Linked DNA regions of Homo sapiens: all the other regions are linked to region 2. The links are chromatin contacts, found by Hi-C or POLR2A ChIA-PET in ENCODE. All regions are on one chromosome and are shown on one strand. Each heading gives the region's core, a stretch centred on a gene start or an enhancer-like site at or near the end of the contact. The rest is flanking DNA. Distances are from core to core; before and after follow the strand shown. Region 1 holds the start of GRHPR (glyoxylate and hydroxypyruvate reductase). Region 2 holds the start of GNE (glucosamine (UDP-N-acetyl)-2-epimerase/N-acetylmannosamine kinase). Region 3 holds the start of DNAJB5-DT (DNAJB5 divergent transcript).

What was found. Hi-C counts contacts between places; a loop is a spot of excess contacts on that map. ChIA-PET counts read pairs that join two places held with the same protein, here RNA polymerase II (POLR2A). Pooled maps may share reads with other maps.
Region 1: a pooled map shows a loop between it and region 2 (5-fold over the local background). The contact joins the promoter of GRHPR here to the promoter of GNE in region 2. A Hi-C loop is called at or near these places in 1 of 37 single-sample maps with no recorded cell type and 5 of 50 pooled maps. POLR2A ChIA-PET finds 5 or more read pairs at or near these places in 1 of 52 experiments (activated CD4-positive, alpha-beta T cell).
Region 3: a loop to region 2 is called in a map of sigmoid colon, with 4 times the contacts of the local background. The contact joins the promoter of DNAJB5-DT here to the promoter of GNE in region 2. A Hi-C loop is called at or near these places in 1 of 168 maps with a recorded cell type or tissue (sigmoid colon) and 8 of 50 pooled maps. POLR2A ChIA-PET finds 5 or more read pairs at or near these places in 1 of 52 experiments (Caco-2).

What each region holds. Positions count from the first base shown.
Region 1 is chr9:37,420,882-37,424,857 of GRCh38, reverse strand. It overlaps GRHPR (glyoxylate and hydroxypyruvate reductase), which reads right to left and starts at 2,162. Exons shown (of 9, transcript NM_012203.2): 1 at 2,025-2,162; 2 at 1-13. The coding sequence starts at 2,107. RefSeq lists enhancers at 1,565-2,190, 2,191-2,816 and a silencer at 2,201-2,350.
Region 2 is chr9:36,255,763-36,259,714 of GRCh38, reverse strand. GNE (glucosamine (UDP-N-acetyl)-2-epimerase/N-acetylmannosamine kinase) reads left to right here and starts at 1,267. Exons shown (of 12, transcript NM_005476.7): 1 at 1,267-1,394. LOC124902150 (a long non-coding RNA gene) reads right to left here and starts at 1,105. Exons shown (of 3, transcript XR_007061473.1): 1 at 964-1,105. RefSeq lists an enhancer at 837-1,066 and a silencer at 1,367-1,526.
Region 3 is chr9:34,987,440-34,991,711 of GRCh38, reverse strand. It overlaps DNAJB5-DT (DNAJB5 divergent transcript), which reads left to right and starts at 2,333. Exons shown (of 2, transcript NR_109756.1): 1 at 2,333-2,553. It overlaps DNAJB5 (DnaJ heat shock protein family (Hsp40) member B5), which reads right to left and starts at 1,967. Exons shown (of 5, transcript NM_001349723.3): 1 at 1,881-1,967; 2 at 900-1,213. The coding sequence starts at 1,081. RefSeq lists enhancers at 1-852, 853-1,782, 2,337-2,546 and silencers at 2,064-2,212, 1,727-2,226.

The DNA of each region.
Region 1 (3,976 bases), core at 913-3,412, 1.2 Mb before region 2:
CTCCACCTCACAGCTGCGGGGAAAGGGAGGCCCTCAGGAGAAGCAGGAGCCGCACACCTGTCCCCGCCCCTCCCAGCTGGGAATCCTGGCCTCTGATGGCCCTGGCCTCAGGCTGCCCGGGGCTGGCTGAGGGGAGGCAGGGTCAGGCAGGGGTGGTCTCAGAACTGTCCCGAGACAGCAGGTGACAGGTGAAGGGCTGAGGGGCCCCCCAGCAGAGCCTAAGCTGCAAGGGGGAAGGCATGGGGACAGCTCTCAGGTCAGCACAGAGAAGAGCTTTCCCACATTCACAGGGGCTGGGCGGCCAAGCAGGCGGCCAACTGCAGGGAAGGCCCGTGGGGGGCAGGGTGTGCCTCAGGTGGGGGGCCTGGATTCAATGGCCTGTTGCATCTCTTCCTGTCCGTGGAGTCCATGAAATAGAAAACTCTCATAGTTGGACTGGGCCAGGAAAGATAAGGTCAAGGCCACCCAACGCTTCCACGGCAGCTCACAGCAACCAGATATTTGTCCCAGTGATGCACGGTGCCTCCTGGCCCTTGCCATGGAATTCAGTACAGTCAGCACGTGTGGAGCCTCTATGTGGCAGGACACAGGATAGCTACTTGCACCTCCTGACTGAGCCCAGGGCACTGACCACCTTTCATCCACCTCCCCATGAGCAGGGTACAGCGTGAGCTACTGTTACCATGGGCGCGGTTGCTGCCTTCCACCTTCTCCTGCTCAGTACAAAGTGGGTCCTTGGCAAAGGTTTTGTTGCAGTGAACAAAATTTGAAAATCTCATATGCCCCTAGAACTGGCTGCTGAGGCTGGATTGCATCCTCTTCCTATCTAACATTGGAAACACAAACCTGATCAAATGCAGTGATCAGACAGCAGTCAGACACTTCTGAGTACAAGCCCCAGCTCCTCCACCTGGGAGCTGCATGGCTTTGGGAAGAAACTTAACCCTAAGTCCAGCCTCCAGTTTTTAATCTGTGCAATGGGAATTATAATACTGACTTCACAGTGCTACCAGGATTAAAAGTTTATGTATATGAAGCACCTGGCAAGGTTGGCCCACAAAAAGGGTTCCATTTAGCAAGGGTGGGCCAGGTGCAGTGGTTCATGCCTGTAATCCCAGCACTTTGGGAGGCTGAGGTGGGAGGATCCCTTCGTACAGGAGTTCAGGACCAGCCTGGGCAACACAGTGAGACCCTCGTCTTTGAAAAAAATAAAAAATTAGCCAGGCATGGTAGTGCATGCCTGTAGTAGTCCCAGCTACTTGGGAGGCTGAGGTGGAAGTATCTCTTGAGTCCAGGAGGTTGAGGCTGCAGTGAGGTATAATGGTGCCACTGCACTCCAGCCTGGATGAGAGTGAGACCCTGTCTTAAAAATTAAAGGGTCCTCAGGCCAGTCATGGTGACTAACACCTGTAATCCCAACACTTTGGGAGGCTGAGGCAAGAGGATTGCTTGAGCCCAGGAATTTGAGACCAGCCTGAGCAACAGAGTGAGACCCCCATCTCTACAAAAAAAAAATCAGAAAATTAGCCGGTAGTGATTGTTTGCGCCTGTAGTCCCAGCTACTCGGGAGGCTCAGGTGGGAGAACTGATTGGGCCCAAGAAGTCGAGGCTGCAGTAAGCCACGATCGATCGAGCCACTGCACTCCAGCCTGTGCAGCAGAGTGAGACTGTCTCAAAAAAAAAAAAAAAAAGATAAGTAAATATAAAGAAGAAGAGTCATCAAAGCCCCCTGCCAAACGTCCAAGGGCCTGGTCAGTGACCGCCATGTCCCTGACCCCACATGTCCTGTGGGAGCGTGGAGAATTAGCCTGGACCTTGCCTCAGGGGCAATCTCCCCTCTCCAAAGCCGGAACTGCAGGTCCCAGCGTCGTCTTAAGAGGAGAACTGGGCCCCAGAGAACTTTCTCCGAGACTCCCCAAAACTCCAAGCCTGCCCCAGCCGGCCACAAGGCCCAAACGCCCCGCCCGGCTCTCCGGTCCCTGGGACCGCCCTGCTCCCTCCTCCACGGCGCGCGAGGCTCTTACTCTGCCGCCCGGGCGAGCGCGACCCTACCCTCGGCGGGTATCCTGCGGGTGACGAACACCTTCATGAGTCGCACCGGTCTCATCCGCAGTGCAGCCGCCGACCCGGACCTGGCAGTACAGAAGCTGGCCCGGGAATGTAGCTGGGCCGGGGCGGGGCCAGGCTGGAGTGGGCGGGAGAGACGTCGCGCGCGGCGTGCGCAGGGGGTGTGGCTTCGCGAGAGGGAGCGCCGGGTTGCGGCTGAGCGGTGACTGTGCGTGCTCGGGGAGTGACAGTAACAGTGACCCTACACAGTGTCCTTGTGTGTGTGTGGGGGGGTGCGCCTCGTGCCACTGGGGAATCAGGGCCCCGGGGGAGAGGGGGCAGTATCCCGTCCAAGGCCTCATGGGAGCCCTGCTTTTTCTACACGCTCAGGGTCCTGTTTCCACAGGCTCAGGCCTTAAGAGACTGAAAGCCCCCACTTTTTCTGTCTCTTGGGTTGGCCCAGGGTAGAAACCCAGGTTCCAGGCTGTGAGGAAGTCCAGGACACACAGAGAGGTCACGTGTAGGTGTTCAGGCCAACAGCACAGCCAGGGGCCCGGCTCACAGCCACCGTCAATGACCAGAGGTATGAGTGAGGAAGCCTTCGGGTGACTCCAGGCCAACTCCCACCTGACTACAGCTAAAACTGCAAGAAAGAGCCTTTAGGAGAATCACTGGCTGAGCCCAGTCAACCCCGGAACCATAAGAGATGATAATGCACTGACTGCTGTTGCTCTAAGCCGTTCAATTTTGGAGTAATTCTTTATGCAGCAATAAATAAGTGATACGCTATGTGTGCGAAAGCCAGAAGCCATAAGAGTACAACTAATTCTCCATTGAAAAATTAACCGTACCATCCTGAATGCATCTGATCTTGGAAACTAAGCCTGGTTAGGGCTTGTATGGGAGACTGCCTGGAAATACCAGGTGCCTGGAAATACCAGGCTTATGTTTATCTTAAAAAAAAAAAATTAACAAAATCATAAGACAACAAACCGGGAAAAATACCATATATTTGCAACTCATTTTATAGACAAGGGGTTGATTTACTTATTGCACAAATAGTTCCTAAGACAAAGATGCCCAGCTTATCTGAATAAGCAAAGGATATCAATGGACAGTTTATAGAAAAGAAAATGGCCTTTAAATGTATGGCTGGGCGCGGTGGCTCATGCCTGTAATCCCAGCACTTTCGGAGGCCGAGGCAGGCGGATCACTTGAGGTCAGAAGTTTGAGACCAGCCTGGCCAACATGGTGAAACTCTGTCTGTACTGAATATACAAACATTAGGTGGGCATGGTGGCACATGCCTGTAATTCCAGCTACTCAGGAGGCTGAGGCAGGAGAATTGCTCATGAGTCCAGGAGATGGAGGTTGCAGTGAGCCGAGATCCCATCACTACACTCCAGCCTGGGTGACAGAGTGAGACTCCATCTAAAACAAAAAAAAACAAAACAAACAAAAAAAAAAAACAAAAGATGAAAAGTGCTCAACTTGACTCACAAAAGAACTGCATATTAAAATTACAGCAAGATACCAATGTAAAAAATAATACATTGGGGAACCAGGTGCTTTCATACGTTGCTGGTAGGAGTGTAAATCAGCAACTTCAATAAGAAAGTTTGGCAGTAGCTATCAAAGTTTAGACTGCACATCTTTTTTGACCCAGAAATTTTGCTTTTAGGAATTTACCTTACAGACGCGTTCACACATGTGCAAAATGCCATCTGCCAAAGGCTCTTCATTGTGGCATTGTTGGAATAGTAAAATATGGGAAACAACCTAAAGGTCCACTCATAGGGGACTGTTCATTACGTATGCTTCATTCCCACAGTGAAATACTCTGCATCAATCAAAAGAGTGAGGCAGCTCTGTGCGTACCAGTGTGGAATGATCTCCAAGATGTACTGTCCAGTGAGAAAACAGGGTGATG
Region 2 (3,952 bases), core at 18-2,517:
TACTCCAGCCTGGGCGATAGAGTGGGACCCTGTCTCAAAAACAAACAAACAAACAAAAAAGAAATCTGATAGCACTTCCTTGCAAAAATCCCTTAATGTCTTTTCTTTTGTGGCTAATGTGACCTTTTCGTGGCTCCAAGCTAGCCACAGGAGAACTAAGAGTTCATAAGTATTTTACAAATTAGAGCTTCATTATTAATTGAAATGCATCACAAACTGCAGTTTGATGAGATTTGAAATTTGCTGTACAGCAAGAAATCTCAATGAACTGTTAGACTTAGTTTCACCTGTGGTAAATTTTTAATGGTTGTAAAAAAAAAAAGATGTTAATATTTTGTATCATCAACTTCATTCAAAGTTTCTTGTCAATGGTGACTCAGGAATCTGTTGCCCAGGTTGGTCTCGAACTCCTGGCCTCAAGCTAGCCTTCTCACTTGGCTTCCTAAAATGCTGGGAGTGACTCAGAAATTTGAAAGGGTCATTAAAAAGTCTTAAAGCCTGATTCGGTGGCATGGTCCTGTAGTCCCAGCTACTCAGAAGGCTGAAGCCAGAAAAGATGGCTTGAGGCCAGGAGCTCGAGTGCTGCCTGGACAACATAGTGAGACCCTTGTCTCAAAAACAACAGCAACCCAAAGTCTTATTTATCTTCAGGAGCTGCGCAAGCCCTTTACCACCGCCACGTTTCTCCCTGGATGTCCCTAGGCCTCGGGACTGGCTGGGAGTTCCCTGTAGTGGAGGCCGCCGCTGAACTGATTATAAAGATGAGAGAGGCTCTGCCATGCCTTGGTCATCAATTCACACTCCACCAGTGTCTTCTAGCAGTCACGGCAAGGGTTAACGTCAGGGACCGCTGTGGGGTGGCCGCGCTACACGACAGTATAGTTGCGGTCCTGGTTTATGAAATAACTGAGGGAACAAGAGGCGCAAGAAATCCCTCCTTGGGTGCAAGACCAAAACAACTACCCAGCGGGAAGACTCGGGCTTCAGTGCGTGTGTCGCCAGTGGAGGAGGACGCTTCGGGGCGGGAGCACAAGCTGGCAGGACAGCCCCGCAGCAGCTCCAGCGCGGCAGAGGCCATGGAAGATGGTCCGCTGGTCAGCACCCTGCCTGCGCCTCAAAATACCGCCGGGAAGGTGGGGGACGGGGACGGGAGCAGCCAATCACGCGAGCTCTCTCGGGTGGCGTCAGGGCGCGATCGCGGATTCGGCACTCCGGGTGGGCGTGGCTGGGCGAGCGAGGAGTGGGGACAAGGTCGAGCGACGAGTCGTCTACCCGCGCGCCCGAGCGCGGAAACCGAGGGGCAGGCTCGCGCTCTGCCTGCTTCGTGGCGCTTGGTTCGTCCCTCGCCCGAGGAGCGCGGTGGCGGCGTGGGAGGGAGCCTCTGACGGCGTCTGGTGAGAGCCGCGCGGCGGCGTGGGACTCCGGGAGAGCATCCTGCCCACCCCCAGGGCCGCCTCCCCCGGCCTCCTGCCCCAGGCCTCCCCTCCCCGGCCGCTTTCCACCCCACCGCGCCCCGAGGCCCACACTGGACCCGGCTCTCGCCCAATGTCCTGCAGGCCTCACCATAGGGCACCTCTTTGGCCCAATTCAGGGCTCCGCCGTGTGGCTCGGGGTGGGCCCTGATGAGCAGGGGAGGGGATGTAGAGGGAGGCCCAGGTTGACTTGTCCCCTGGAACAGTGCTGTCCAATCAGGGGGGATGCTGACTGTCCCGTTAGGAGCGGGGCGGGGCGAGAGAGGGTGGAGAACTGCCTGGCAGGCGAGCTGTCCTGGCGTGAAAAGGCTGGGCTAAAAGGTCCCCTCCCTGCTCTGAGTCTACATTCTGAGTCTGGGCTTCCTTGTATATTTGAGAAACGTTAATTCCCCGCCCTCACCCCAATTTTTTTTTTTTTTTTTTTTTTTTTTTTTTTTTTTGAGACTGAGTCTCGCTCTGTCGCCCAGGCTGGAGTGCAGTGGCGCGATCTCGGCTCACTGCAAGCTCCGCCTCCCAGGTTCACGCCATTCTCCTGCCTCAGCCTCCCGAGTAGCTGGGACTACAGGCGCCCACCACCACGCCCGGCTAATTTTTTGTATTTTTAGTAGAGACGGGGTTTCACCATGTTAGCCAGGATGGTCTCGATCTCCTGACCTCGTGATCCGCCCACCTCGGCCTCCCAAAGTGCTGGGATTACAGGCGTGAGCCACCGCGCCCGGCCCCTCCCCCCAGTTTTACGCTTGTAAAATTGTTAGAACACAAGAACGTATTTTTTACTACTCTGGTAGGAGGGGTGGGGTACAGTTTCGCAGTATAGGTAACTCGTTAACCCAACTGTAGGAGCGCCGCAGTTGAAGCCAAACCGAATTATAGCGTCGGAATGGGGCCCTGACTTTCAGACAGCTTTATATAGCTCTTTCCTTCTTATTCCTTTGAGTCCCATCCTCATTGCACTGATGAAAGGGCGATTTATCATGTTTTCGAGGAAGATTTGTACTCATGGATGTTTATGGAATGAACAGACACAAGGCAAACACTGGGTGTGGGACAGTGTTCTGAGCGCTGAAGTCATTCAGACAAGGGTTTGATTTTCGGTTCTCTCAATGATGAACTTGGGTTCAAGTAATTCTCCTGCCTCAGCCTCCCAAGTAGCTGGGATTACAGGCGCCTGCCACCATGCTCGGTTAATTTTTGTATTTTTAGTAGAGACGGGGTTTCACCATGTTGGTCAGGCTGGACTTGAACAGACATCAAGTGATCCGCCCATCTCGGCTTCCCAAAGTGCTGGGGTTACAGGCGTCAGCCACCGCGCCTGGCCAATGATGAACTATTAAACAGTGATTTGGGGCAAGTAAATTATTTTCTCTGTGCTTCCTGTCTGTAAAACGCGGCTAATACGAGGGCTGTGAGGATGAAATGAGTTAATACATGTGAAGAAACCTATTAGCACAATGTTTGGCACTTCAGAAGCGCTCAGCAAATGTTTACTGTTGTTTCCTCTGTTCAGTGACTGCTTGACCCAAGTGTTCATTATTTTTATTTGATAGCCTTAAAAATATTCTCTTCACAAAGAACTCTTTCCACGGTTGAGTGGGGCATTATTTTTCTGGAAAGGGTTAATCACCTTTTGTCAGCATTTATAATGGACGGTCTTGAGTTGAGAGAATGCAGAAAGTAGTCTTTAAGAATTTGGGTTTCTGCCGGGCGTGGTGGCTCACGCTTGTAATCCCAGCACTTTGGGAGGCCAATGCAGGCGGATCACCTGAGGTCAGGAGTTCAAGACCAGCCTGGCCAACATGATGAAACCTCATCTCTACTAAAAATACAAAAATTAGCTCGATGTGGTGGCAGGCGCCTGTGATCCCAGCTACTCAGGAGGCTGAGATAGGAGTATCGCTTGAACCCAGGAAGCGGAGGTTGCAGTGAGCCGAGATTGCACCACTGCACTCCAGCCTGGGCGACAGGCTGTCTGTCTCAAAAAAAAAAAAAAAAAAAAAAAAAAAGAATTGGGTTTCTCTGGCTGGGTATGGTGGCTCATGCCTGTAATCCAAGCACTTTGGGAGGCCAGGCGGCGGATCACCTGAGGTCAGGAGATCGAGACCAGCCTGGCCAACATGGTGAAACCCCACCTCTACTAAAAATACAAAAAAATTAGCTGGGCATGGTGTCACATGCCTGTAATCCCAGCTACTTGGGAGGCTGAGGCAGGAGAATCGCTTCAACCTGGGAGGTGGAGGTTGCAGTGAGCTGAGATCATGTCACTGCACTCCAGCCTGGGCAACAGAGTGAGACCCTGTCTCAAAAACAAAAACAAACAAGAATTGGGTTTTTCAGCGATTGCCAGTGAGTTCAAGATGAAGGCAAACTTGTCCGAAAACTATCATCTATCTGTCTAACATCTATCATCCATCCATCTGTCACCTATTATTTGTTTTTCTGTCTTTCTTTTGGTGGCTCAGGTACAATTATAGAATTGAAGA
Region 3 (4,272 bases), core at 1,084-3,583, 1.3 Mb after region 2:
TGGGAGAGGCAGAGAAGAAAGAGCACCTCGTTGGGGGGGGGGGCAACCGTTTTCGGAAATGGCAGCAAAAGCCGTCTGAGAGGGAGCGGGGGGGGGTGGTCTGCCATTTCTGCCTCAACCCACACCTTCTTTCCCCTGGGACTGGGAAAGAACCCTAGCACACCAAGAGGGTGCCCCTAGAGAACGAGAGCAGCTTCCAGGCAGAGGGCCAGTGGAACGGCTCACCAACCACCCACCTCCTTTTGGTGTCCCTGCATTACCTCCACACCCGGCCAGCTTCCTCCCTGGTACCCACCTGCTAGCTGCTCTAGGCCCATACATCTCTTGCCTCCGCAGACACAGGGCAAGCTCTTTCAGGATCTGCCTCCTTTTTCTCTTTCTGCTTTCCTCCCTCCTTCCCTTCCCCCCTACCCACAGGCCACGTGTTGGAATGACAAAGGAGCCCCATGGCATGGCACTGCCTTTGATGGAGAAGAATGAGGAGGATGTTAAGGTAGAGGCAGGAAGGAAAAATGGGGAGAAAATGGCGAGGGGGACTGTTGAGGTACAGGGAGGGGAGATGGCTGATACAGAAAATGAGGTACTGATGGAGGGGGATGAGTGACAGATGGAAATGGCTGAGGTGGAAAATGGGTTAATGATGGGTTGAAAGGGAGGAATGTGGAGAGTTGAAATAATGGAGGAAATGTCTGTGGAAAATGGATACCTGAAGGGTTTGAGAAAAGGAATGATAAGGGGTGCAATTCATTCAAATATGTGGGTGAGGCCGGAGGGGGGTTCCTGTATGTCACAGAGGGGATGAGGATGAGTTGGAGGAAGCAGGAAGGCAATGGAGGGGATGGCCGCGTGGAGGGTTTGACTGGGTATGGGTGTGAGTGCCCTTCTCCGGAGGGACTTACCGAAACTTTACAAACCCATTCAGCGTCCACGCTCGAAGTTTTAAGGGCTCCAGCTGAATTTTAAACATCAAGCTGGCTAAGAAGTCTTCTCCCCAGGAGTGTGGGAAGCTCCGGAAAGCTCCTCGGGCCTGCAGTGGGGGTGCTGCTGGGGGTGGGCAGGAGAGCACTGTGCGCTTAAACATGCCCAGCCAAGCCCCTCACCTCTGATCGCTCCACCGGAGCCGGCCTGAAGTGCTGCAGCTCTGGAAGCCACCTCCTTGGACTCTCAGAGGCGCGTGCCCAGCAAGGCCTGTCTGGCGCAGCAGGTGCCGGACCTGATCCCCAAATGTGGAGAGTGAAGGGAGAAGACCCGCGGCCACCTGCTCTCAGGTGCAGCAGTGTCTGGCTGGCTGTGAGCGGCTGTATGGCAGCGTGTCAGTGAGGCTGGGAGTGCAAGCGTGTGTTTGTGAGTGGCAGCGTGTATACCTGTGACAGGTGTGATTGTGAGGGCCCGAGAGGCAGTGAGCTCCTGTCGCCTCTCACTGGGGAGGACCCGACCCCAATCCCCAAGAACCTACTCAATGAAGTCACTGACGGGAGTCTCCTCCCTCGCAGATGGGCGGGGCAGAGCGGAGCTCGGCCGGGACAAAAGGCGCGGCGAGGAGAGGAGGGGAGGGGGCTCGGGCGGGGGAGGGTGGTCGGTGATGTCACCCGCGCTGGCTGGCTGGTCTGCTCACAGATGCCTCCGCCCCACAGAACCCAATCTGGTCCGGTCCGACTCGACCCTCCCCTCCCCTCCCCTCCCCGACTCAGACGCTGGCTGCCCCCTGTGACAGCCAAGCCCTGGTCTAGGACTCCGAGCACCCTGCAGACCCCGGGGCCCCGCATCCCCAAGGCAGCAGAGCCTACGGGCCCTCAGTGTCCCAACCCCCCAACACCAGGAGCCCTGGCTTCACGACGCCCCGCTCCCGGGACCCCCGAGTCCTGGCTTGGCGCCCTCACCGGTGAGGAGCTGCGGGCGCCGCCGTGGTCCGTGAGACAGCCGCTGCCCCCTCCCCCGGCTCCGGCTCCGCCGCCTCCACCCGGGACAGGAGTCGCCTGCCCGCCGGCCGCCGATAGCGGGACCGGGAGCCCGCCCCCACGGCTCCGCCTCCGCGCCGCCCATTGAACCGTCTTCCTGTCACTCAGCTCAGCCTCCACTGTGATTGGGCAGTTTTCAACAAGCGGCTTGGTGATAGCCGCCCATCCTCCGCCCCTGTCACCCGGCCACACGCGCACACATTCCAGGCAGTGATTGGTGTGGATCTGATTGGCGCCCTCTGGGATCACTCAACCACGCCTCTTTGCCATCTTGTCGTGCCATTGGTGAAAAAGACAGAGGGCGGCAACCTCGCTCGCCCTTTGATTTTATTGGTTCGTGCCTGAGACTCAGACCCGAGCCCGGGGGCAAACTATATTAGTCCAATCTCCGGGTTGAGAAGGTGGGACGTACTGGCCACTGCTCGAATCCCAGGAGAACCTTCTGGAACCCTTGCGACGTCAAAGGCAGCCTTAAAGGAAAACTGTACCCACCAGTTGGCCGTGCGGCCGTGCATTCTTTCCTTTCTTCATTGGGGGGCAAGAGGGAGAGAACAGTGCACTCTGGGAGGTGTAGTCCCTGGACCGGGGCCAAAAGGTCAGCACTTCTTACTCGCCTTTCAGCCAACGGTGTAACCACCTCAAGCTGACCTCATTTAGCTTTACCTTATCCTGACCCCGCGGTGGCCTGATGTGACCTAACGGAATCTCTAACAGACCCCACGGATGCCGGGTTTCAGAGCCCCCCGGACCTCTCCCCCGAGGGAAACGGATGGCTCTGCCCAGGCCGGTGCCTCCAGGAATCTCCCCCGCCCACCCTCTGTACAGCCCCTCATCCTCGCGCCCCTCTTCAGCGACCCCGCGGTCTCCATTTCAGTCCCTCTTCTAATCAGTCTCTCATCCTGCTTCCCCCTGGAGTGCCTGTGTTTTAGCCCTTTCCTTCTTGGCCCTAGATGATCTCCTGTCTTCCTTCCCGCAGTGATCCCTTTTGTCTTATTCTTGGTTCTTTCTTTACACCCCGATCTCCTATCCTAGCTCTCCCCTTTCATCTTTCATCTCACTCCCCAAGATCCCCTTCCTTAACACCCTCAGAATCTCTAGTCTCCCCCACCCCCCATTAAGTCATTAGATCTCAGCCCCAGTGTCCCCGATGCAGGGAGCAGGCGGGGCTGCGGAGGCGGTCGCCAGCGGAAGCCGCCACTCCAGCAGACACGGTGCCTGGCGCCCACGTCACTGTCTCCCAGGCCCATCTGTGCTCGAGGGAGCGGGGGTGGGGAGGGAGTAATTTGGGGGTGAAGTGGGGGAGGGGAGTGCTGGGGGGTTGATGATGATAGAAGGGTCAGGCCGGAAGCTCCCCTTTACTTCTTTCTTTCCTATTTTCCAGAGACAGAGTTTGGACACCCATGAGGTCTTGCTAGAAACTGCAGCTTGAGTACCTGGGCCAAGAGCAGAGCAAGGCGGGGGGGGGGTGCCAGGGTCCTGGAGTCATGTCTGTAGATTCTTCACTACCTACCTTCATGCCAGGAGTCACTATGGGGCTCCCAAGGGTAAAGGGGCATGAGGTGTGAAGGAAGAAAGAGACTTGGGGTGAAAGGAGGATGGAAAGGAAGTGGGGTTGGGGGCCAGGAGGGGAGCAGAGATGGGTGATGAATGTGGGGAAATGAGCATGAGGAATTTGAGGAAATGGGGTTGAGGGGGGGAGGTAGGGAGAGGGGGTGGTGAGAGGATGGTGAGATGGGGTGAGGGGGATGAGGAGGGGAGGGGCATGGGGCAGATGAGCCATAGGGTGGGAGTAAGGAGGGCAGAGGAAAGGAGGGCTGGGGAGGGGAGGGAAGGCAGGGTGGGGGATAAGGAAAGAAGGGCTGGGGAGGGGCAGGAAGGCAGGGTGAGGGATGAGGAAAGAAGGGGTGAGTAATGAAAGGATGAGGCACAGAGATGGGGTGAGGAGGAGTGAGGAAGGGGGAGGGGAGGGAGGAGGGATGGACATCTCTGTGTGACACAGAGATGGGTAAGGTGGGGTGAGGGGCCCTGCACCGCTGCTGGCTCCTCAGATCTGGGGGCTCTCACTCTTCCACCTCCACACCTGTGGGGCCCAGGCTGTGGGTGGCTCTACTTCTTCCTATTCCAGTTCTGTCTCTTTTGCCTCCCCCAGCCTTGCCTGTGCCAACACGGAGGCAGAGAGTTTAGTCACCAGCCTTTACCTGGCCCCTGCTAATGCTAAAGTGTAGGCTCGGACCTTTGAGGGTGCAGAACTGTGCCTTCAGGTGTTGGTGGCACAGACTCCACTGTTTGCCTAGTCCTCGGTTCCCGCCCTCAG